2 separate regions of the Homo sapiens genome follow, and region 1 is linked to region 2. Evidence: read pairs that join two places in POLR2A ChIA-PET (ENCODE). Cell type or tissue: endothelial cell of umbilical vein. All regions are shown on one strand. Each heading gives the region's core, and the rest is flanking DNA. Links, peaks and the distances in the headings are about the cores only.

What was found. ChIA-PET counts read pairs that join two places held together with the same protein. Peaks named below come from ENCODE experiments on the same cell type or tissue, not always from the same donor. Only the 100,000 strongest peaks of a DNase experiment are listed, where the experiment ranks them.
Region 1: POLR2A ChIA-PET joins it to region 2 with 8 read pairs; 6 of 35 experiments call an interaction of 5 or more read pairs at or near these places.

Annotation. Positions count from the first base shown.
Region 1 is chr21:33,342,897-33,354,224 of GRCh38, forward strand. IFNAR1 (interferon alpha and beta receptor subunit 1) reads left to right here. Exons shown (of 11, transcript NM_000629.3): 4 at 372-526; 5 at 639-780; 6 at 2,350-2,464; 7 at 6,195-6,394; 8 at 6,493-6,647; 9 at 9,862-10,012; 10 at 10,742-10,887. Among named protein-coding and RNA genes, the nearest start is that of IFNAR1, 24 kb to the left of the region's middle. In endothelial cell of umbilical vein, for the core only: a CTCF peak has its summit at 4,903 (motif pointing right); a DNase peak (open chromatin) is centred at 6,035; H3K27ac peaks cover 741 bases.
Region 2 is chr21:33,464,310-33,475,637 of GRCh38, forward strand. TMEM50B (transmembrane protein 50B) reads right to left here. Exons shown (of 7, transcript NM_006134.7): 2 at 4,478-4,617; 3 at 2,701-2,813; 4 at 1,033-1,100. The coding sequence starts at 4,576. Among named protein-coding and RNA genes, the nearest start is that of TMEM50B, 10 kb to the right of the region's middle. In endothelial cell of umbilical vein, for the core only: no CTCF peak of the experiment used is centred there; no DNase peak of the experiment used is centred there.

The DNA.
Region 1 (11,328 bases), core at 3,647-8,646, 120 kb before region 2:
GCAGCCTCCACAATGCCAAGCAAATTCCCAGTCCTCTTCTGGCTTCATCCCTCTGTAGCATAGATGTGGTCATCACTCAGTTTTTCCTTTACTGGATCTCTGGGACACTGCTCTTTCCTGGTTCTCCTCCTGCTCATTGATCGCTTCATCTTCCCAACTTTTCAGTGTTAGACTGCTGCTGGGCTCAGTCATTGAACCTCTTCTCTTTCTGTATCACTCCACTGGTGATCTTACAGCTTTCTATCCTATCTGTATGCTCTTAACTCCCAGAAGTGGCAGGCACATATTAAGTGCTCAGAATTATTTGTTGAATGAAGGTTTTGGCATTGTATTAATAAAGTTCCATAGTAATTGTTTTGATTTTTTTGCAGCTCAGATTGGTCCTCCAGAAGTACATTTAGAAGCTGAAGATAAGGCAATAGTGATACACATCTCTCCTGGAACAAAAGATAGTGTTATGTGGGCTTTGGATGGTTTAAGCTTTACATATAGCTTAGTTATCTGGAAAAACTCTTCAGGTGTAGAAGTAAGCATTATTTTTACCTCTGTTTAATCGATGTGAGAGAAAAATTAGGCGAATTAATCCTAAAATTTGACTTTATACTTTTTTAAAGAACCAACTTATATTTGTGTTATAGGAAAGGATTGAAAATATTTATTCCAGACATAAAATTTATAAACTCTCACCAGAGACTACTTATTGTCTAAAAGTTAAAGCAGCACTACTTACGTCATGGAAAATTGGTGTCTATAGTCCAGTACATTGTATAAAGACCACAGGTAAGGAAGATGTTTTGTTTTAGATTCAATAAATATATAAACAGATTGTCAATTTTGGCATCTTCCCCATATTGCTGAAGTTTACATGATAGGTCAATATATGTTAAAAACATTGTAACATTTACATAAGCAAAATAAATGTTACTTGGGATTTTTGTCTCAAATAGTAATGAAAATTAATTCTACTTAAAAGTTCAGGCTGGGCGTAGTGGCCCACGCCTGTAATCCCAGCACTTTGAGAGGCTGAGGTAGCTGGATCACTTGAAGCCAGAAGTTCGAGAACAGCCTCGCCAACATGGGAAAACCCCGTGTCTACTAAAAATAATTAGCTGGGCGTGGTGGCTCACGCCTGTAGTGGTAGCTACTTGGGAGGCTGAGGCACAAGAATCCCTTGAACCTGGGAGGTGGAAGTTGCAGTGAGCCAAGATCGCGCCACTGCACTCCAGTCGGGAGCAAGGGGGACAAAGAGTAAGGCTCCGTCTTAGAAAAAAAAAAAAGTTCAAATATTTTGTAATGACAAAACTTTTCATTTGTTCAGAATCCACATGAAGCAGGAGGTAGCTGAACTATGAGTTCTGCAAGTGGGAAGAAAAGGTGGGGAAGTAGTTGCTAGTAGACAAGTTATTGTTCAAGAAAGCATACCTTTGTAAGTGGAATGTTAAAATATGAAAGTATCCTGATACATTTAGTAACATCTTTCCAATAATTAAGGTCAAGGGCAGGAGCTGGGATTTGTTTATTTTAATTGTAAATTTCATATGCTTTTTTTTTTAATCAAACATTACGGAAGGGTTTAAAGTGAAGTCTTCTTCTCCCTTCTTATCCCCAATTCCATTCACTAGAGATAAGCATTGCTTAGCAGTTTGTGTATATCCTTTCACAACTTTTTTCAGGATTTATGTAAGCATATACACAGACCCACAGTTTCTTGGGTTTTGTTTTTTAAAATTACAAAATAAAATCTTACTAGAAGTATTTTACAGCTTGCTTACTTAACCCAGTGTGTTGGGGATATTCTATATCACTCAATACAGATCTATTACGTTCTTCATTTGATCTTAGCCATCTATTGCATTCTTTCTTTTTTACTTATTTATTTATTTATTTATTTATTTATTTATTTATTTTTGAGACAGAGTCTCACTCTCTTGCCCAGAATGGAGTGCAGTGGCTCAATCTCGGCTCACCGCAACCTCTGCCTCCCAGCTTCAAGCGATTCTCCTGCCTCAGCCTCCCGAGTAGCTGGGATTACAGGCGTGTGCCATCATGCCTGGCTAATTTTTGTATTTTTAGTAGAAATGGGGTTTCACCATGTTGGCCAGGCGCGTCTCGAACTCCTGACCTCAGGTGATCCATCCACCTCAGCCTCCCAAAGTTCTGGGATTACAGGTGTGAGCCACTGCGCCCGGCCTGTAGTCTTTCAAATGGCTGCATAGTATTACATAGTGTGAATACAAACCATATTTAACTATTACCTTATAATGATAAAATGCGAGCCTTTATCTTCTTGCCAGTTATCTCACTTGAGTAAAAATGTGTGCTTTTTTTTATCTGTTCTTTGGCTTCTAGTTGAAAATGAACTACCTCCACCAGAAAATATAGAAGTCAGTGTCCAAAATCAGAACTATGTTCTTAAATGGGATTATACATATGCAAACATGACCTTTCAAGTTCAGTGGCTCCAGTAAGTTCCATTCCATAAATTTCCTTTTGCCCAGTTTGTTTTGATTATGCTTCTTTTCGCTCTGCATCAGTCACCAGGTCCTTGCACACAGAATGACCGACTGGGAGGTGGGTACGATATATTGGAAACGTGAGAAATCTCATTTCTAACCCCAGTTCTGCCAGTAACTAACTGGATGACATTGAGCTAATCGCTTAACCTCCATGGGCCTCAATTTCTTCACTTGTAAAATAGATGGATTCTAATATCTGGGGTTCTTACTGGCTTAAGAAAAAAAAGAAAGTGTAACTAGTTGCATGTGTTATTTCCCCAATCTGGAAGACTCGACAGTTGACCCTGATCTTTTTCTAAGAACTCACTTCTTCCATGAGTCCTTAAAATGATCTCAGTCCACTCACTTGTTCAATTCAAAAAATTAGCCTTCCTATTTTCTTTATTACTTTAGTGGTTTTGACAAAATTTTGTAGTAGATACTTCGGTGGGAAAGAAAGTTGGAAAGAACTATGTTCTATGTGGTTGAGCAGAGGCTAGCTAAACATGGATGAAGTCCAGGCGCTGCATAAATGAAAGAGAACTGGCCTGGTGCAGTGGCGCATGCCTATCGTCCCAGCTACTCAGTGGGCTGAGGCAGGAGGATTACTTGAGGCCAGGAATTGAGGCTGCAGTGTTGTATGATCACACCTGCTAGTAGCCGCTGCACTGCAGCCTGGGCAACATAGTGAGACCCCCATCTCTAAGCATTAAAATTTTTAAAAAGCTGATAAAAGAGAACTGCATGTAGTTTATATTGATTGGAAAATTGTAGGAGATGAATAGAGAAAAGAGAAGAGGAAAATTAAGTAGAAGGAAAAATGGGTTATGGGGAGAAAAGAGATGGAAAGAAAGATATACATTGGTGGCAGAGGAGTAGAGAGAGCAAAGGCAAGTATAGCTAAGACAGGAAAGGAAAAGTCAGAAGAAACTGGAAAGAAACAGAAAAAATGAGGGAGAAGGGAAGTGTAAGTACCGCTATGATCAATTTCTATCTTTTAGTGTTAATTTTGAACCAAGGGTGACTGGTAGAATGCAAATGCATTTATGTGCATATGTGCCCCACAATGCATATATAACCTCACAAACCAATCAGGAAACTGTTCAGTAGTCTTTTGTGTATACCTCACTTTCAGAAGTGAATAAATAATAGGGTCACCAAATAGATAATGAGAGGTATTTCTGATAGCTGATCTCTAAGCTTCTTTTGGGTACTTACCATATTGTACAAAGCACTGAAGAAATGGAAAGAGTCAGCAGAATCAAACGTGGTTCAAAAATTGAAAGCAGTTAGCCAACATTGCAAAGTGTTGTGTGGTTTAGGACTAAAGAGTGGTATACAAATTATAAGGGTTGCAGAAATTGAAAATGTAAAGGTGAATAGGGGCTAAAGAGACCAAAGAAGCCATAAGGAAAGAGATAAGGTATGAACAAGGCCTTGATTGTTAATTCAGATTTTTTTTAAGTAGACAACTATTAGATGTTAGTTTTCTGTGTCTGTAACTAATTACCACAGACTTAGCAACTTAAACAGCTGTTTATTGTCTCAAAGTTTCTGTGAGTCAGGAGTCCAAGCGTGGCTTAGCTGGCTCTTCTGCTAAGCAGTCAAGGAGTCAGTCATTCATACAAGACTTGGGGGCCGCTCCCAAGCTCACATGTTGTTGGCAGAATTTATTTCTAGAGCTCATGGTGGCTCACTTCTTAGAGGCCATCAGGAAGGGAGAGTCTGACCTCTAGATCCTTTTTTTTTTTTTTTTGAGACGGAGTCTCACTCTGTCACCCAGACTGGAGTGCAGTGACATGATCTCAGCTCACTGCAACCTCCGCGTCCTGGGTTCAAGTGATTCTTCTGCCTCAGCCTCCCAAGTAGCTGGGACTACAGGTGTGCACCACCACACCCAGCTAATTTTTGTAGTTTTAGTAGAAACGGGGTTTCACCGTATTGGCCAGGCTGGTCTCGAACTCCTGACTTCAGGTGATCCACCCGCCTCAGCCTCCCAAAGTTCTGGGATTATAGGCGTGAGGCACCGCGCTCAGCCATTTTTTTTGTATTTTTAGTAGAGACGGAGTTTCTCCATGTTTGCCAGGCTGTTCGCAAACTCCTGGCCCCAAGTGATCTGCCCACCTCAGCCTCCCAAAGTGCTGGGATTAGAGGCATGAGCCACCATGCCTGGCCTAGATCCTCTTTTAAGGGGTTCATCTGATTAGGTCAGGCCCACCCAGAATAGTCTCTCATTTGATTCAACTGATTTGGGACCTTAATTACATCTGTGAAATACCTTCTCTTCTGCCACTTAATGTAACCTAATTATGAGAGGAGGGCCTCCATCGTATTTACAGGTCCTGCCCATGCTCAAGAGGAGGGGATTATACAGGATGTGTACACCAGGGGGCAGGAATCTTGGGGGCCATCTCAGAATTTTGCCTTCTCCAGTGGGGAGGATGTCCTTCTAGAGTAGCAGAACATTTGGACACCAGGTGGCAATGGGAAGAAAGCTGAATAAGTAGAATGGGACAAGATTAGGGTCAACCTCAGGCTGTCCTGTAGGCTTTTGGGGATTTTGTGTTGGGGTGATAGTTAACCTGAGCTCTGGATTTGAGGAAGGTGCATGCGGCGACATGGTATGTGGGAGAGTGGACTAAGGAGACACTAAAGAGAGATAAGGAAACCAGTCAGGAGGCTATTAGAGTTCTGGGCTTGAACTGAGATGCTTTTAGCTGTTGGTTTCTGGGCAAGTTACTTAACCTCTTTAGTCTCGTACTTATACTTGCTCTTATAACCCCGCAGTGTGTCTCTATTTTAGCACTTAATCAGTGTCCATTGGTATGCTGGCGCATGTTTAGCAGCTGGCTTTCCAGAAAGAAAAAGTCCTATTTTGTAGTGTTTGCTGATTTTTATGATATAAATATTCCCACCATGGCCACTTTCAAGCCACCAGCCTGATGTCCCTGAATATGGAGTTGGGAACATATGCACAGTAGCACACCACTATCATATAGCTACAATAGATAAAGATAGCCCCAAGAGCTTAGAAAATAAAATGTAGTAAAATAATTAGGACAAGATGAATTTATTTATTACCTCTGTCTTTAAAACAATTTTTTATTTGCAAATTTATATAACTTAATTTTTAGTAATGGTTTTTCTTTAAAAACCAGTTTGTATTTTAGGAGGCCGAGGTAGGTGGATCACCTGAGGTCAGGAGTTCAAGACCAGCCTGGCCAACATGACGAAACCCCATCTCTACTAAAAATACAAAAATTAGGCAGGCCTGGTGGCGTGCACCTGTAATCCCAGCTACTCAGGGGGACAGAGGCAGGAGAATTGCTTGAACCCAGGAGGCAGAGGTTGCAGTGAGCCAAGATCCTACCACTCCACTCCAGCCTGGGTGACAGAGCGAGACTCGGTCTCAAAAAAAAAGCCAAAAAAAATAAACCAGCTTGCAGCATTCCTGGAAATTCTAACTAACAGATGTTCTTGCATATTGATATGAGCCACCTCCAGCAGAGCACAACATGACCACAGTCTGGAACAGTCTTTGGTTTTCTTTTATGTTAGATGCATATCTCTTCCATTGTTTGTGAGTTTCCTGAGTGTGGATACTATTTATTTCTGTAACCTTAGCCCCTAACATAGTGTCTGGCAATTGTAAATACTTAATAAATATCTAATGAATTTAAAAAATATTTGTCTTAAAAGCGCCTTTTTAAAAAGGAATCCTGGAAACCATTTGTATAAATGGAAACAAATACCTGACTGTGAAAATGTCAAAACTACCCAGTGTGTCTTTCCTCAAAACGTTTTCCAAAAAGGAATTTACCTTCTCCGCGTACAAGCATCTGATGGAAATAACACATCTTTTTGGTCTGAAGAGATAAAGTTTGATACTGAAATACAAGGTAAGGCAGTAGTTTTTACTGGAGATTGTAATTCTCTGGTGCAAGTTTTTAAAATTGTTTTTCTAATTGAACATTATTTCTTTACAAATTTTTTCTAGCTTTCCTACTTCCTCCAGTCTTTAACATTAGATCCCTTAGTGATTCATTCCATATCTATATCGGTGCTCCAAAACAGTCTGGAAACACGCCTGTGATCCAGGATTATCCACTGATTTATGAAATTATTTTTTGGGAAAACACTTCAAATGCTGAGGTAAAAAGACTGTATAGTATAATTTTGTAACTTAGAGTTATAATTATGATTTGGGTAAATAAAGCTTGAATGTAAAATTTGGGGGAAATTTTTAAACTTTATGTGGGCTGGATGCAGTGGCCTGTAATCCCAGCACTTCAGGAGGCCAAGGCGAGAGGATCACTTGAGCCTAAGGGTTTGAGACCAGCCTGGGCAACATAGGGAGACCCTGTCTCAATAAAAATTTTAAAAAATTAGCCTGGTGTGGTGGCGTGCACCTATATTCCCAGCTACTTGGGGTGGGAGGGTCACTTGAACCTGGGAGGTCAAGGCTGCAGTGAGCCATGATCGTGCCACTGCACTCCAGCCTGGGTGACAGAGTGACTGACAGCTTGTCTTTAAAAAAAAAAAATGTGATTAACTCAGATATTAACAAAATGAAGATTATGAGCATTTTTCATGTTTTGCACTGTAGAGTTATGGGTGAGCTGCATCTGGGCCCCAGTTTGCTTTTAAAATACAGATTCCTGAGCCTATTGTTACTGAATCATTATCTCTGGGGATGGAACTCAGGAATTTGCATTTTTAACATGATTCCCATGTATTCATCTAAACCTGGGATTCTCAGCACTATTGACGTTTGGGCTGGATAGTTCCTTGGGAGGGGGCTGTCCAGTGCAGTGCAGGATGCTTGGCAACATTCTGGTTTCTGCCTACTAGATGCCAGTAGTGTTCCTTCCTAGTTGTGACAACCAAAAACATCTTCAGATATTGTCAAATGTCCCCTGGTGGCTCCTCCAAGGGGACAAAAATTGGTTCTTATGGGACAAAAGAATTTATGTAGTACAGTTGTTTGTTTTCCTCCAAAACCATTGGAAAGCATTCTTCCAAAGTTCAGCTTTGCCCAACAAAATCTTATTCCTTAGTATTTAATTTTATGATGGGGGAAGGATTAGGAAAAAATTGCCCAAAAAGTTGTTTAGTTGGGGAGGTAATGAAAAAAGGGTTGACAAACACTGGTCTAAACCCTAAAATTCAGATACCACTGACAAAGATAATATATACCGTCAGATAATATACGTGTTTCCCAGATCACTTCCCCCTCGTGGACTTGTAGTCAAGAATCGACCTTTAAAACTCCTGTCCAGTCAGGCTGGTAAATTCTTTAACTTCACCTCATTTTCTATTGGAAATCTAAGCAAATTCCATTGATTTGGCTGCTTCCCTTTTTAATTGTCTGACAACCCTGTAACCATAGCTTAATGTAGCCCATTGAGAATTATGGTCGGTTTTCAGATGTCTGTAGATCAGACAAACCTAAATTTCTATCTCACTGCTAAACTGTGTAACCTTACGTACGCAGGGTGCTTTACCTCTTGGAGACTTTGCTTCCTCTTCTCTGAAGTGGTGGTAATCATAACAACTAAATTTTTCAAAAGGATGTTTATAAGGTTTAAAAGGAAGTAACAAATATGAAAATACCTAGCACATTGCTGGACAAGTAGTAGAGATTCAATAAATTGTAGTTGCCATCTTAACCTATACTGGATAATATATCAATAATTGTTACTATAGAAACTCTTATTGAATACTTATATGTAAGGTACTATGCTAAGTATTGTACATGAATTGTCTCAGTCATTCTTCAAAACAACCCTGCCGGATTATGTGATTGGTTACATTGCTGTTTGGCAAATACTTGGGACGGTGACTTCTTCCCTGCACCACCAGACCGTAGATGCTGGAGCCCAAGTAGATGTGCTGAGAACAGAGGCCTTAAGTGTGCTTGCAGGGTTTGGCTTGGCTCTTGCACTGCTCCTATTTGCCAGGAATAAAATGTATTCCACATAGTCTCTGGTCCAAGGAGGATTAGAGGCTGCTGGAGCTGACCTAAACCCCATGCACAGCCTCCGTGGGAGCTGCCCAGCCAGTCTGTAGACTTGTGAGTGAGAAACTACATAATCGTTTTGTGAGCCACTGAACGTTAAGGCAGTTTTGTTATCTATATTTTTTTATTTTATTTTATTTTATTTTTTTTTTTTTTGAGACAGGTTCTCATTCTTTTTCCCAGGCTGGAGTGCACTCATGTGATGTCAGCTCACTGCAGCCTCGACTTCCTGGGCTTAAGTGATCCTCCCACCTCAGCTTCCCAAGTAGCTGGGACTACAGGCACATGCCACCATGCCTAGCTAATTTTTTGTATTTTTGCTAAAGATGGAGTTTCACCACGTTGCCCAGGCTTTTTTGGTGGTGGTGGTGGTGGTTGTTTTGGAAATAGGGATTTCCTCAGCCTCCCAAGTAACAGAGACTACAGGCTCACACCACCATGCCTGGCCAATTTTTTTGAAATTTCTTGTACAGACAGAGTCTAGCTATGTTGCCCAGGCTCGTCTTGAACTCCTGGGCTCCAGTGATCCTCCTGCTTGGCCTCCCAAAGTGCTGGGATTACAGGTGTGACCCACCGGCTTGTTAGACATTATTCTGGCGATAGCTGACTGATACAGATAGCAGCAATAACTGTCCCGATTTTATAGATCAGGGAATCAGGTAGAGAGAAATTAAATAATGCTTGCAAGACCACACAGCTGTAAGTGATACTCTTAATAAGGCAGTTTGAGGCCAAAACCCCTACTCTTAACCATTCTGTCACTAATCAGAGGTAATACAATGGCAATTACCCCAGACTTGGCATGTACTTGTAAATCAATTAGAATTCTCTTAGGAATAGATCATATGCTTTTTTGGCAGCAGCATTTTTAACTTTCTGATTTGGTTATAGTGGTGTATCTAAAACAAATTTATATTTCTCACACATATACTCTGTAATCCCAGCACTTTGGGAGGCCAAGGTGGGTGGATCACTTGAGGCCAGGAGTTCAAGACCAGCCTGAACAACATGGTGAAACCCCATCTCTACCAAAAAGAAAAAAAAATTAGGCGTGGTGGCATCTGCATCTGTAATCCCAACTACTCAGGAGGGTGAGGCAGGAGAATCGCTTGAACCCAGGAGGCAGAGATTGCAGTGAGCCCAGATTGCACCACTGCACTCTAGCCTGGGTGACAGAGCGAGACTGTCTCACAAAAAAAACAAAACAAAACAAAACAAAACAAAAAATACATACCAACTACGTGGGAGAGGCCAATGTTAGACTGAACATAAAAAATTGAGAAAGCACATATTCCCTGATTTCTTGAGGTGACTAAATTTTATCAGTGATTTAATTATATTTTCTAGAGAAAAATTATCGAGAAAAAAACTGATGTTACAGTTCCTAATTTGAAACCACTGACTGTATATTGTGTGAAAGCCAGAGCACACACCATGGATGAAAAGCTGAATAAAAGCAGTGTTTTTAGTGACGCTGTATGTGAGAAAACAAAACCAGGTCAGAATCTTTTATTGTCTTTTTTAAAAATGTAGCTAGACATAATAAAAGTAATTCTATACTGTACATTGAAAATTGTAAAACATTTTCTCTTTACTGCAAAAAATATATAGAAAGAATGTTTTCTTCATGAACTACATGAATCAAAAGTAGACTTTTTAGAAAATATTTGTAACGCTTAACTCTCAAGTCGGTGTTGTTGGATGCTTTATATTTCATCCAGTATCCCTATAATTAATTTCCTTAATGTATTTCTCTTTAACATTTAATAAAACTATTTTAAATTTTTAGAATATAATCCTTAACATAATTATCATGTAGAAATCACTTAGTTCAATTGTGAGTTTTTTAATGTGGGAATTGGTTTAGTCTCATTTTCTATTTTACAGTTTCTAGTGTTGACCGGTAGAGGCTTAGTCACAGAATATCTATTAAATTTTGCTAGTTGTATGGTGTAAAAGTGCTGAAGGATACTTGCATGTTTGGCCTGTATGTCAATATTGTATTTCTCCCTGAGGATCTCTTACTTCAGTTCCCACGCCAATCTTTAAATGTAAATGTCATTGCCTATGGTTGCTGTGGACTCAGTGCTGCCAGAAATATTTTTAAGAGTATTATTTAATAGATTTTATATTTCCTTTCATATGGCTAGTCTTTCACACAGCTGTCAGCACTGTTAAGGCATTTGTATGTCAAAATATATGCTAAATATCACGTATATCTTTTTAGGAAATACCTCTAAAATTTGGCTTATAGTTGGAATTTGTATTGCATTATTTGCTCTCCCGTTTGTCATTTATGCTGCGAAAGTCTTCTTGAGATGCATCAATTATGTCTTCTTTCCATCACTTAAACCTTCTTCCAGTATAGATGAGGTATGTTACTTTTTTTATTTTTTTGTCAACAGCTAGGTAATGAACAGAAAATGTGTTTGATTTCAACAGGATATATGTAGGTTTTCTTGATATCCAGAAAATAATAGAGACTGATTTGGGTATCTTCTTCAAAGCTTTAGTCAATTAACTTTAAAAACAGTAATTTCATGTAATAACATAGCATGAGATAGTAATGATTGTCCTTAATTTCATATTTTTCTGGCAATTCCTAGATTCACTGTGGCATTTGTTTTACCGTTTAAAGCCTGTGATTCTTGGCCAAGCGTGGTGGCTCACGCCTGTAATCCCAGCACTTTGGGAGGCTGAGGCGGGTGGGTCACTTGAGGTCAGGAGTTCGAGACCAGCCTGGTCAACATGGAGAAACCCTGTCTCTACTAAAAATATAAAATTAGCCGGGCGTGGTGGCACATGCCTGTAATC
Region 2 (11,328 bases), core at 3,762-8,761:
GCCTCAGCCTCCCAAGTAGCTGGGACTACAGAAGTGTGTCACCACGCCTGGCTAATTTTGTATATTTTTTAGTAGAGACGGGGTTTCTCCATGTTGGCAGGGCTGGTCTCGAACTCCTGACCTTAGGTGTTCCACCCGTCTCAGCCTCCCAAAGTGCTGGGATTACAGGCGTGAGCCACTGCGCCCGGCCGTAAATGTTTAAAAAACACAATTGGGCCGGGCTCGGTGGCTCACTCCTGTAATCCCAGCACTTTGGGAGGCCAAGGTGGGTGGATCACCTGAGGTCGGGAGTTCGAGACCAGCGTGATCAACATGGAGAAACCCCATCTCTACTAAAACTTCAAAATTAGCCAAGCATGGTGGCGCATGCCTGAAATCCCAGCTCTCGGGAGGGTGAGGCAGGAGAATTGCTTGAACCCAGGGGGTGGAGGTTGTGGTGAGCCAAAAACCCACCACTGCACTCCAGCCTGGGAAAGAAGAGCTAAACTCCGTCTCAAAAAAAAAAAAAAAAAAAACAAAAATTGGATAACAATTCAAATGAATTCAAACTATAAAAACTAATTTATGTGTAGACAAATAGCATCTTTCTACTGAACAATTTTGTTGCAGTCTGTAGGTGGCTACTCAGGTGATCAGAAGTGAATGTAAAGACACTGTAGTCCTAGGTTTGATCCCCTAATGTGTTCATTACTTTCCTGTTAATAATCATAGTCAGCCATCTTGTAAGTAACATTATTGGTCAACAATTGGGATAATAATAAATCCATCATTAGCACTGGAGTCCAAGATCCATTTGAATAGCAACATTTTTTATCTATATCATGGGCAGTGTAACATGACAAAAACAGTAACTTCTAGCAATAACTTACTTTCTTAAGGATTTGAATAACACTAAAACTTTGTTTTAAAGCAAATAAAAAATATTCTATATAATCATTACCAGTCTTGAATAAAGACTCACAAGAGAGGCTTTTTTTCTGGTGACAAATTTCTGTTTTGTCAACACCCATTAACAGCTCAAAGTATCTTTACCTGTTCTTCCTAAACAGCCGCTTTCATAGCTATCACCTCTCACCTGAGCATTGGATACAGCATTTATCCTAGAACGGCACAAAATCATCAAATGAATTTCAGTATTCGCTGTTAAAATACTCAAATATTTATATAACACTTAGACGGAAAACAGATTATTTCATAACTAAAATCAGTATCTGAATAATTTAACATATTTTTAACCTAATAAAAATGCTAGTTGATAGAAATGTTACATTAGTCTTATTTTCATAAAGTACACCCAGAAAACACATTTATTTTAAGAGATTTCTATCACTTCTCTCCAGAGATTATACAAGAGGGACCAGTTTTCTGGATTCTTTGTCTATTTCACATTTATACATGAATGACTCAGTGCTATCCCACTTCAAGGTTCTCATTATTATCAAGAGTTAAACAGTTTCTCTTTGTGTTAAAAGTCAAGTGATTTTCTATGATCCATTTCTTAAGCTCAGAGAAAATGTAGCTTATGTATAATATGCCCACTTTATTCAGCTTCCCCTTCCATTTTTGTTAGAGCAAGGTACATTAATTAGTAACAGGAATTTCCTTTTTTTAGAAGCCACAATGGATATAAGTAGTTCCATTTTCCAAAATATAACCTTTTTAAAACTCCTGGCCAGGTGCAGTGGCTCACACCTGTAATCCCAGCACTTTGAGAGTCCACAGCAGGCAAATCACGAGGTCAGGAGTTCAAGACCAGCCTGGCAAACATGGTGGAACCCCGTCTCTACTAAAAATACAAAAAATTAGCTGGGCGTAGTGGCAGGCACCTGTAATCCCAGCTACTTGGGAGGCTGAGGCAAGGGAATCACTTGAACCCGGGAGGCAGAGGTTGCAGTGAGCCAAGATCACACCAGTGTGGTCCAGCCCAAACAACAGAGTAAGACTCTGTCTCAAAAACAAAAAAACCTCCTGATGGTATAAGGAAATGATGTAATCTTAATGTTTAATATTTTTTAATTGTTAAAAGACATCCATAAAAAGCTTCCAAGCTTTTTTATGAAATGAGGTAACATAAACTTAAAAATAATTTAATAAAAACAAAAGCCACAAACAAATCTCTTTTGAGGCCAATCTTGCCTTTTCCTCAAACACTGGCAAACACAGTCAAGTAGCACATTAAAAAAAATAAAAATAATACTGCAAGGTAAAAGTTGAGTGTACTACAACACCTACGGGTGATTTACTACTAAAAAAATGCAGAAACGTAACATGTTTCATGAAATCTCAGAGCCATCAGTTTTAAGATACACCATTAATTTTTAATACTGACAAGAAATAAAAATGTTATCAATTATAATTCTAAGATACCACTGACTGTAAGATGCATCCTGATATTCAGAGGTATTAAAATGCGAAAAAGTAGATCTTGCAACTGACAAAATATGTAACTGACCAGATTTAAAAATATGAGGAAAAAAAAAAATCACAAGATAATTGTTATAGGTGCTAAAAAGATATATGACCAAATCCAACACTCATTCTTGGTTAAAAAAAATCGTAATAAAATGGGAATTATGTATGTATCATGTTAAAAAATAGTCTATCAAATAAATTAAAAAGTTATTCAAGAAAGCACTGCACATTAACAGGAAAGTATTTTTAGAAAAATCACCTTGAATAGAGAATTATCTTCATACTTACATGAAGAAAGCCAATGTGGAAAATACACCACATGTGTGAAAGGCATGGTTCAACTGTTCTGGCTTAGGATACACCACAGCTGCATCAATCATTATCCACCAGCCTGTAAAAAACTTAAAACACAGCCCAAGTCACTGAAACATTAAAACTCTTGCTAGCACAATACCTGCTTTTTAACATTCCTTTTGTCCTACAGATCATATAAATGGGCTGGGTACAGAGGCTCACGCCTGTAATCCCAGCACTTTGGGAGGCCAAGGCAGGTGGATTACTTGAGGTCAGGAGTTCAAGCCTGGTCATCATGGTAAAACCTCATCTCTTCTAAAAATACAAGGCCGGGCGCAGTGCTGACATCTGTAATCCCAGCACTTTGGGAGGCCAACACGCGCAAATCACCTGAGGTCAGGAGTTTGAGACCAGTCTGGTCAACATGGTGAAACCTCGTTTCTACTAAAAGTACAAAAATTAGCTGGGCATGGTGGCAGGCACCTGTAATCCCAGCTACTTGGGAGGCTGAAGCAGGAGAATCGCTTAAACCCAGGAGGTGGAGGCTGCAATGAGCTGAGATCACGCCACTGCACTCCAGCCTGGACGAAAGAACGAGACTCTGTCTCAAAAACATTCAAATATAAATACAAAAATTAGCTGGGCATGGTGGCATGTGCCTCTAATCCTAGCTACTTGGGAGGCTGAGGCACAAGAATTGCTTGAACCTGGGAAGTCAGAGGCGGAGACTGCAGTGAGCAGACTGCTTCACAATTATCGTTAGTTCTTGCTCTGCTTCATTTCATTTTGTTTTTCTATTGGACTTTAGGTGTAGAACTGTACATTGAAAGAGATGAATTTTTAAAATGTAAACAGATAAAGAAATTTGCTTCCAAAAAATGCTGTGGGAGCCAGGAATGGTAGTATGAACCTGTAGTCCCAGCTACCTGGGAGACTGAGGCAGGAAGATTGCTTGAGACCATGAATTTGAAGCTGTAGTATACTACGACCACATCTGTAAATAGCAACTGTACTCTAGTAGCTGTACAACATAGCAAGACCTCGTCTCTTTAAAAAAAAAAAAAAAAGTGCGGACAGAGAGTGGTTGATGGAATTATAAACCAAGATAGGTCCTGATTTTGGGGTGTTTTTTTTTTAAGCTGGATGATAGACACATGGGATAAAGGAGGTGATGGAATCTTTATACCATTCTCTCTGCTTTTGTTTTATGCCTGTCATTTTCAATTAAAGTTAAAAAATGATGGAAAGAAAATTAAACAATAGTTTCCTTCACAAATCTCTTCCTCTGATGCTCCCCTGATGTTGCAGCTGGGGAAACAGAGATGGTATTTCTTCCCTAGAGCCGCTGCAGGGCTTCAGTTCCAATGGAGCCTAAGGTTGTTACTATTATCTGCAGAGTACTGTCACTGTTGTCTGACCTTCAATAAGTCACAACAATAATTTTGGGTTACATCAAATTCTGAGCCTTTAAGGATCTTAAAGTACTTACATATATGTTGTATCAGTAAGTTAAAAATGCTATTGCCTATAATAATTATATTATCACTGGAACTGAAGAAAAGATATTAAGTACACATTTACAAAGTCAAAATGAATCCAGGGCCTACCATATTCTGCTTGGCAATAGTATCTAGAACTCTGATAATCATCTATACAAAACAGCAGTGAAATAAATAGTTCTGGAAAGCCATTCTCAGTTCAAAGGAACCGGCATTAATTTCCAGGGCAAAAGGTAAGGGATACATGTCACCAACCAGTCTTTCTCACTTACCAATATACCTGCGACAACAGATGCCACAGCATTTCTTCTCTCACTCCAGTCAATACATTCACATTCTGGCCAACGAAAATTATCTAGGAAGCCTGCCATTTTTACTTCTTAAGCATAAATTTTTCATTAAATGCTGTATCCTACAAACAGAAAGACAAAAACTAATCAACCTAAGAAAATGTTTTCTAAAAGTAAAATACCTTACTCCTTTCTTAAAGCTTTACACACAACTTTACTTTAGGTCCTATTCTACTATAGTTAAGAAAAATTCAATACTTCAACAAGTACCTAATTGAGATGTATATAGGACTACGCTAGGACCCAAGGGGGAGCTTGCTATTTGATAAATGAGCACTATGGTTTTAAACCATGTCTAGGAGCTAGGTGCCGAGGTGGTTCACGCCTGTAATTCCAGCACTTTGGGAGGCCAAAGTGGGCAGATCACTTGAGGCCAGGAGTTCGAGACCAGCCTGGCCAATATTATGAAACCTTGTCTCTACTAAAAATACAAAAAATTAACTGGGCGTGGTGGCACATGCCTGTAATCACAGCTACTCGGGAGGCTGAGGAACAAGAATTGCTTGAACCTGGAAGGCAGAGATTGCAGTGCAAGATTATGCCACTGCACTCCAGCCTGGGCAACAGAGCAAGACTCTGTCCAAAAATAAATAAATAAATGAAATAAATTAAACATATCTAAAATATTTGACACTTCTTCCATTGAGAGGTAGATTTATGTCCTACCTTTGAATTTGGGTCAACAATAAAGACTAGTAGACCAGTAGAGTAGAGGAAGTGATGCTATGTAACTTCTCCATGCCACTTCCAAGATCAGGTCACAGAAGGCAATGGAGCATCTGCCTGGTTCTCTGGAACACTAATGCTTGGGCTACCATGCTGTAAGGAGACCATTTATAGGTGTTCTGACCCACAGTTACAGTTGAGGTCCCAGCTAACAGCTAGTATTAACTGCCAGACATGAGTAAAGACACTTTTAGGTAACTGCTATCCAGCTATAGCACCATCCCAAAAGTTTGAGCCTTCCCAGGTAAGGCACCAGATATATGGAGCAGAGATACATCATCCTGGCTATGCCCCTTCCAAATTCCTGACCCATAAAATCTAATAAACATAATAAAATGACTGTTTTAAGCCACAGGGTTTTGGCATTAATCTGTAACGCAGTAAGACATAACTGGAAGAAGGAGAAAAATCATGTGCCTAAATAACTATAGGAGTGTAGCATACTATTTTTAAAAACAAAGATATTATGTAAACATGAAATGTTTCAAGGCCACCATAAATTCTAGAAAGAAATAAAAAAAAAATTGAAAGCACTGGACAGGGCTGAAAAACAGGCAGAAATTGAAAGAAACTTCATCCTTGAAAGAAAGAAAACACAGCCAGATGCGTGGTGGCTCACGCCTATAATCCCAGCACTTCAGGAGGCCGAGGCGGGTGGATCATTTGAGGTCACGAGTTCATGACCAGCCTGGCCAACATGGTGAAATCCCGTCTCTACTAAAAATACAAAAATCTGAGGCAGGAGAATCGCTTGAACCCGGGAGGCGAAGGTTGCAGTAAGCCAAGATTGTGCCACTGCACTCTAGCCTGGGAGACAAAGCGAGACTGTGTCTCAAAAAAAAAAAAAAAAAAAAAAATCGGCTAGGCTCGGTGGCTTACGCCTGTAATCCCAGCACTTTGGGAGGCCAAGGCAGGCGGATCACGAAGTCAGGAGATAGAGACCATCCTGGCTAACATGGTGAAACCCCGTCTGTACTAAAAATACAAAAAAAAAAAATTAGCTGGGCATGATGGCAGGCGCCTGTAGTCCCAGCTACTCGGGAGGCTGAGGCAGGAGAATGGCATGAACCCGGGAGGCGGGGCTTGCAGTGAGCCACTGCCCTCCAGCCTGGGCAACAGAGAAAGACTCCATCTCAAAAAAGAAAAAAAATCAGCCAATCATGGTAGCATGCACCTGTAATCCCAGCTACTCAGGAGGCCGAAATAGGAGAATCATTTGATCCCAGGAGGCAGAGGTTGGGGTGAGCCAAGATCACACCACTGCACTCCAGCCTGGGCAACAGAGTGAGACTCCCTCTCAAAGAAAAAAAAAGAAAGAAAACACAGTAAGTGGGATCAGCTGTTCCCCTTAGGAACCCCATTAAACTCCCATTCCCAGCCCAGGGAGTCCCCTTGGCACAAAGTGGCCACAGTGGCAGCAAAAAGCCACAGTCTTCTTGGCTTGAGATGCCAGAAGATGGGAGTTCAGGACCACCATAACAGCTGGAAATTGAAGGGGGACATCTCGGAAAGGAGTAAGTCACAAAGAGAGCCCCAAACACTTTAAAATAAGGGAGACATTTTGGAATTTTCATTCCACCAAGTCAGGGAGGATCAGTAAACACCTTGGGGACATATCCTAACAAAATATAAAACCAAGTCTCCACAATTTCAAGGTGATCAGCCAATATTTTAACTGCCTGTTACAATAAAAAGCAATACTTTTCAGATGAAGATAACAAAATTGACTCATATTATTCACAACGTCCAATATATACTAAAAAAAAATCACTAGACATGCAAAGAACCAGGAAAATGTGATCTATTTTTAAGGAGGAAAAAGAACAGTCAATAGAAATAAATCCCAAAATGACTCAGATATTGAAATTAGCAGACAAAGACTTTAAAGCACCCATTATAAAAATCATATTCAAGGACTTACAGGAAAACATGGTCAAAATAACTGAACCAATGGAGAATCTTAGTAGAGAAAAGGAAACTATTTTTTAAAAAAAGAATCAGGAGCCAATGTGATGGCTTGCACCTGTAATCCCAGCTACTCAGAAGGTCGAGGCAGGAAGATTGCTTGAGGCCAGGACTTCAAGCCCAGCCCAGGCAACATAGCAAGACCCTGTCTCTAAAAAATAAATTAAAATGTAAAAAGATTCAAATGAAAATTCTAGGGGCTGGGCGCAGTGGCTCATGCCTGTAATCCCAGCACTTTGGGAGGCCGAGGCAGGCGGATCACGAGGTCAGGAGATCGAGACCATCCTGACTAACATGGTGAAACCCCGTCTCTACTAAAAATACAAAAAATTAGCCAGGCATGGTGGCAGGCGCCTGTAGTCCCAGCTACTCAGGAGGCTGAGGCAGAATGGCGAGAACCCGGGAGGTAGAGCTTGCAGTGAGCCGAGATGGCACCACTGCACTCCAGCCTGGGCAACAGAGCGAGACTCCCCTAAAAAAAAAAAAAAAGAAAGAAAGAAAATTCTAGAACTGCAAATTACAATGTTTGAATTTAAAAATTAAATGGGCCGGGCAGGATGGCTCACACATGTAATCCCAGCACTTTGGGAGGCCAAGGCGGGGGGATCACGAGGTCAAGAGATCGAGACCATCCTGGCCAACATGGTGAAACCCCGTCTCCACTAAAAATACAAAAACTTAGCTGGGCATGGTAGCAGGCACCTGTAATCCTAGCTACTCAGGAGGCTAAGGCAGTAGAATTGCCTGAACCCAGGAGGCGGAGGTTGCAGTGAGCCGAGATTGCACCACTGCACTCCAGTCAGGCAACAGAGCAAGATTCCATCTAAAAAATAAATAAATAAATAATTAACTAAATGAACTTAATCGCAGATTAGATACAGTAGAAGAAAAGGACAGTAAACTTAAACATCAAAAGAAATTATCCAATTTAGAGACCTGAGGAACAATACTAAGTGGTCTAAAATATATGTAATTAAAGTTCCCAGAAGAAGAAAAGACAGAATAAGAAATAAAAAAATTTTGAAAAAAATAATAGATGGGCTGGGCACGGTGGCTCACACCTGCAATCCCAGCACTTTGGGAGGCTGAGGCGGGTGGATCACCTGAGGTCAGGAGTTCGAGACCAGCCTGGCCAACATGGTGAAACCCCGTCACTACTAAAAATACAAAACTGGGTGTGATGGCACATGCCTGTAATCCCAGCTACTTGGGAGGCTGAGGCAGGAGGATCACTTGAACCTGGGAGGCGGAGGTTGCAGTGAGCCAAGATCACACCATTCATTGCATTTCAGCCTGGGAAACAAGAACAAAACTCCATCTCAAAAAAAAAAAAGAATAAATGAAAATTTCTCAAATTTGGTGAAAAATATTAACTTATAAATCCAAAAAGCTCAGCAAACTCCAAGGAGGATAAATACAAAGAAAACATCATAATCAAACTGCTGAAAACCAGAGATACAGAGAAACTCTTGAAACAGTCTTATGGGGAAAAAAATCAATACAACATATACAGAGACAGAACAATAGGAATGATGGCTCACTTCTAACCAGAACAAAGGATACTAGAAGACACAGGAATGACACTGTTAATAACGCTTTAAGACAAAAAAAATCAGGCCAGGTGTGGTGGCTCATGCCTGTAATCCCAACACTTTGGAGACTGAGGTGGGCAGACTGCTTTGAGGCCAGGAGTTCAAGACCAGCCTGGGCAACATGGAGAAACCCCATCTCTAATAAAAATACAAAAATTATCTGGGCATGGTGGCCCTTACCTGTAGACCCAGCTACTCAGGAGGCTGAGGCACAGGAATCACTTGAACCCAGGAGCTGGAGGTTGCAGTGAGCTGAGATCGCACCACTGCACTCCAGCCTGGGCAAAAAAGTGAGACTCTGTCTCGGAAGAAAAAAAAAAAAAAAAAAAAACTCAATCCCAAATTCTATACCCAGCAAAAATATTCTCCAAAAATGAGGATAGCCAAGCATGGTGGTGTGCACTTGTAGTCTCAGCTACTCAGGAGGCTGAGATGCAAGGATCACTTGTGCCCAGAAGTTCGAGGTTACAGTGAGCTATGACAGGTGACACAGTGAGACCTTGTCTCAAAAAAAAAAAAAAACAAGAAGGTGACAGCAATTCTACTCCTATCTAACTACCCAAGAGAAATGAAAATATATCTTCACAATAACTTGTTCATAGCAGCATTATTCGTAATTGCCACGGAGTGGAAGCAACCAAACATACATCAACGAATGGATAAATAAAACATAGCACATCCATACAACGAAATACAAATTCAGCAACAAAAAGGAAAGAGGTTCCTACTGATAGATGCTACATGAACGAACCTCAACAACTGACTAAGTAAAAGACAGAAGACCATATATTGTGTGATTCCATTTACAAGAAACATCCAGAATAGGCAAATCTATAGACATAAAGCGGATTAGTGGCTGTCTAGGGATGGGGAGAAGAAAGATACAAAGTGACTGCAAAAGGCTACAAGATTCTAAAACTAGATTGTGGCAATGACTGCACAGCTCCGTAAATACTAAAAATCATTCGACTGTACACTTAAAACAGGTGAATGTTACAGTATATATACTGTATCTCAACAAAGCTGTGTTTTTTGGGGGGCAGGGGAGGGGGTTGTTGTTGTTTTTTTTAAGAGAGACAGGGTTTCACCCAGTTGTCCAAGCTGGTCTTAAACTCCTGAACTCAAGCGATCTGCCTGCCTCAGCCTCCCAAAATGCTGAGATTACAGGTGTGCACCACCATTCCCAGCCAGTTTTCTTTTTTTTAATAAGAGTAAAATAATGGTACTTCCAGGTAAACAAAAATTGAGATAATTCATCACCAAACCTGCGCTAAGAAAGAAATGCTAAAGGGAATTCTTCAAGCTGAAAGGAATGATACCCGATGAAACTGAGACCTACAAGAAAAACTGAAGAGGCCAGGTGCAATGGCTAACACTTGTAATCCCAGCACTTTGGGAGGCCAAGGTGGGTGGATTACCTGAGGTCAGGAGTTCGACACCAGCCTGGTGAAACCCTGTCTCTACTAAAAATACAAAACCAAGCTGGGCGTGGTGGTGGATGCCTGTAATCCCACCTATTCAGGAGGCTGAGGCAGGAGAATCGCTTGGACCCGGGAGGCAGAGGTTGCAGTGAGCCAAGATCGTGCCATTGCACTCCAGCCTGGGCAACAGGAGTGAAACTCCGTCACCAAAAAAAAAAAAAATAAAAATAAAAATAAATAAATAAATAAAATAAAATAAAATAAAAATAAATAAAATAAAAAAGCAAGAGAAAGATAAACACAAACAAATCAGGACAGAGGCTACCTCTGGAAGAAAAAAATGCAAACATTTTGTTCCCCCACCGCCACCACCCCCAAGACAGAGTCTCTCTCTGTCACCCAGGATGGAGTGCAGTGGCGTGATCTGAGCTCACTGCAACCTCCACCTCCCAGGTTCAAGCAATTCTCCTGCCTCAGCCTCCCAAGTAGCGGAGATTACAGGTGCCCACCACCACGACCGGCTAATTTTTATATTTTTGGTAGAGACAGGGTTTCACATGTTGGCCAGGCTGGTCTCCAACGCCCAGTCTTCAGTGATCTGCCTGTCTCAGCCTCCCAAGATGCTGGCATTACAGGTGTTGAGCCACTGCGGCTGGCCAAACATTTTGTTTCTTAATCTGGTAGTGGATACAAAATGATCATTGCAATAGTATTCTTTAAATTATACATGTTTTATATGCTTTTTTGTACCTGAGATAAAATTTGCAATGAAAGAAATTATTACTATTTTTTTTTGGGAGATGGAGTCTCGCTCTGTCGCCCAGGCTGGAGTGCAGTGGCACGATCTTGGCTCACTGTAACTCCCGCCTCCTGGATTCAAGCAGTTATCTGCCCCCACCTCCCAAGTAGCTGGGATTACAGGGGCCCATCACCAGGCCCGGCTACTTTTTTGTATTTTTAGTAGAGACAGGGTTTCACCATCTTGGCCAGGCTGGTCTTGAACTCCTGACCTCGTGATCCACCCGCCTTGGCCTCCCAAAGTGCTGGGAATACAGGCGTGAGCCACCGC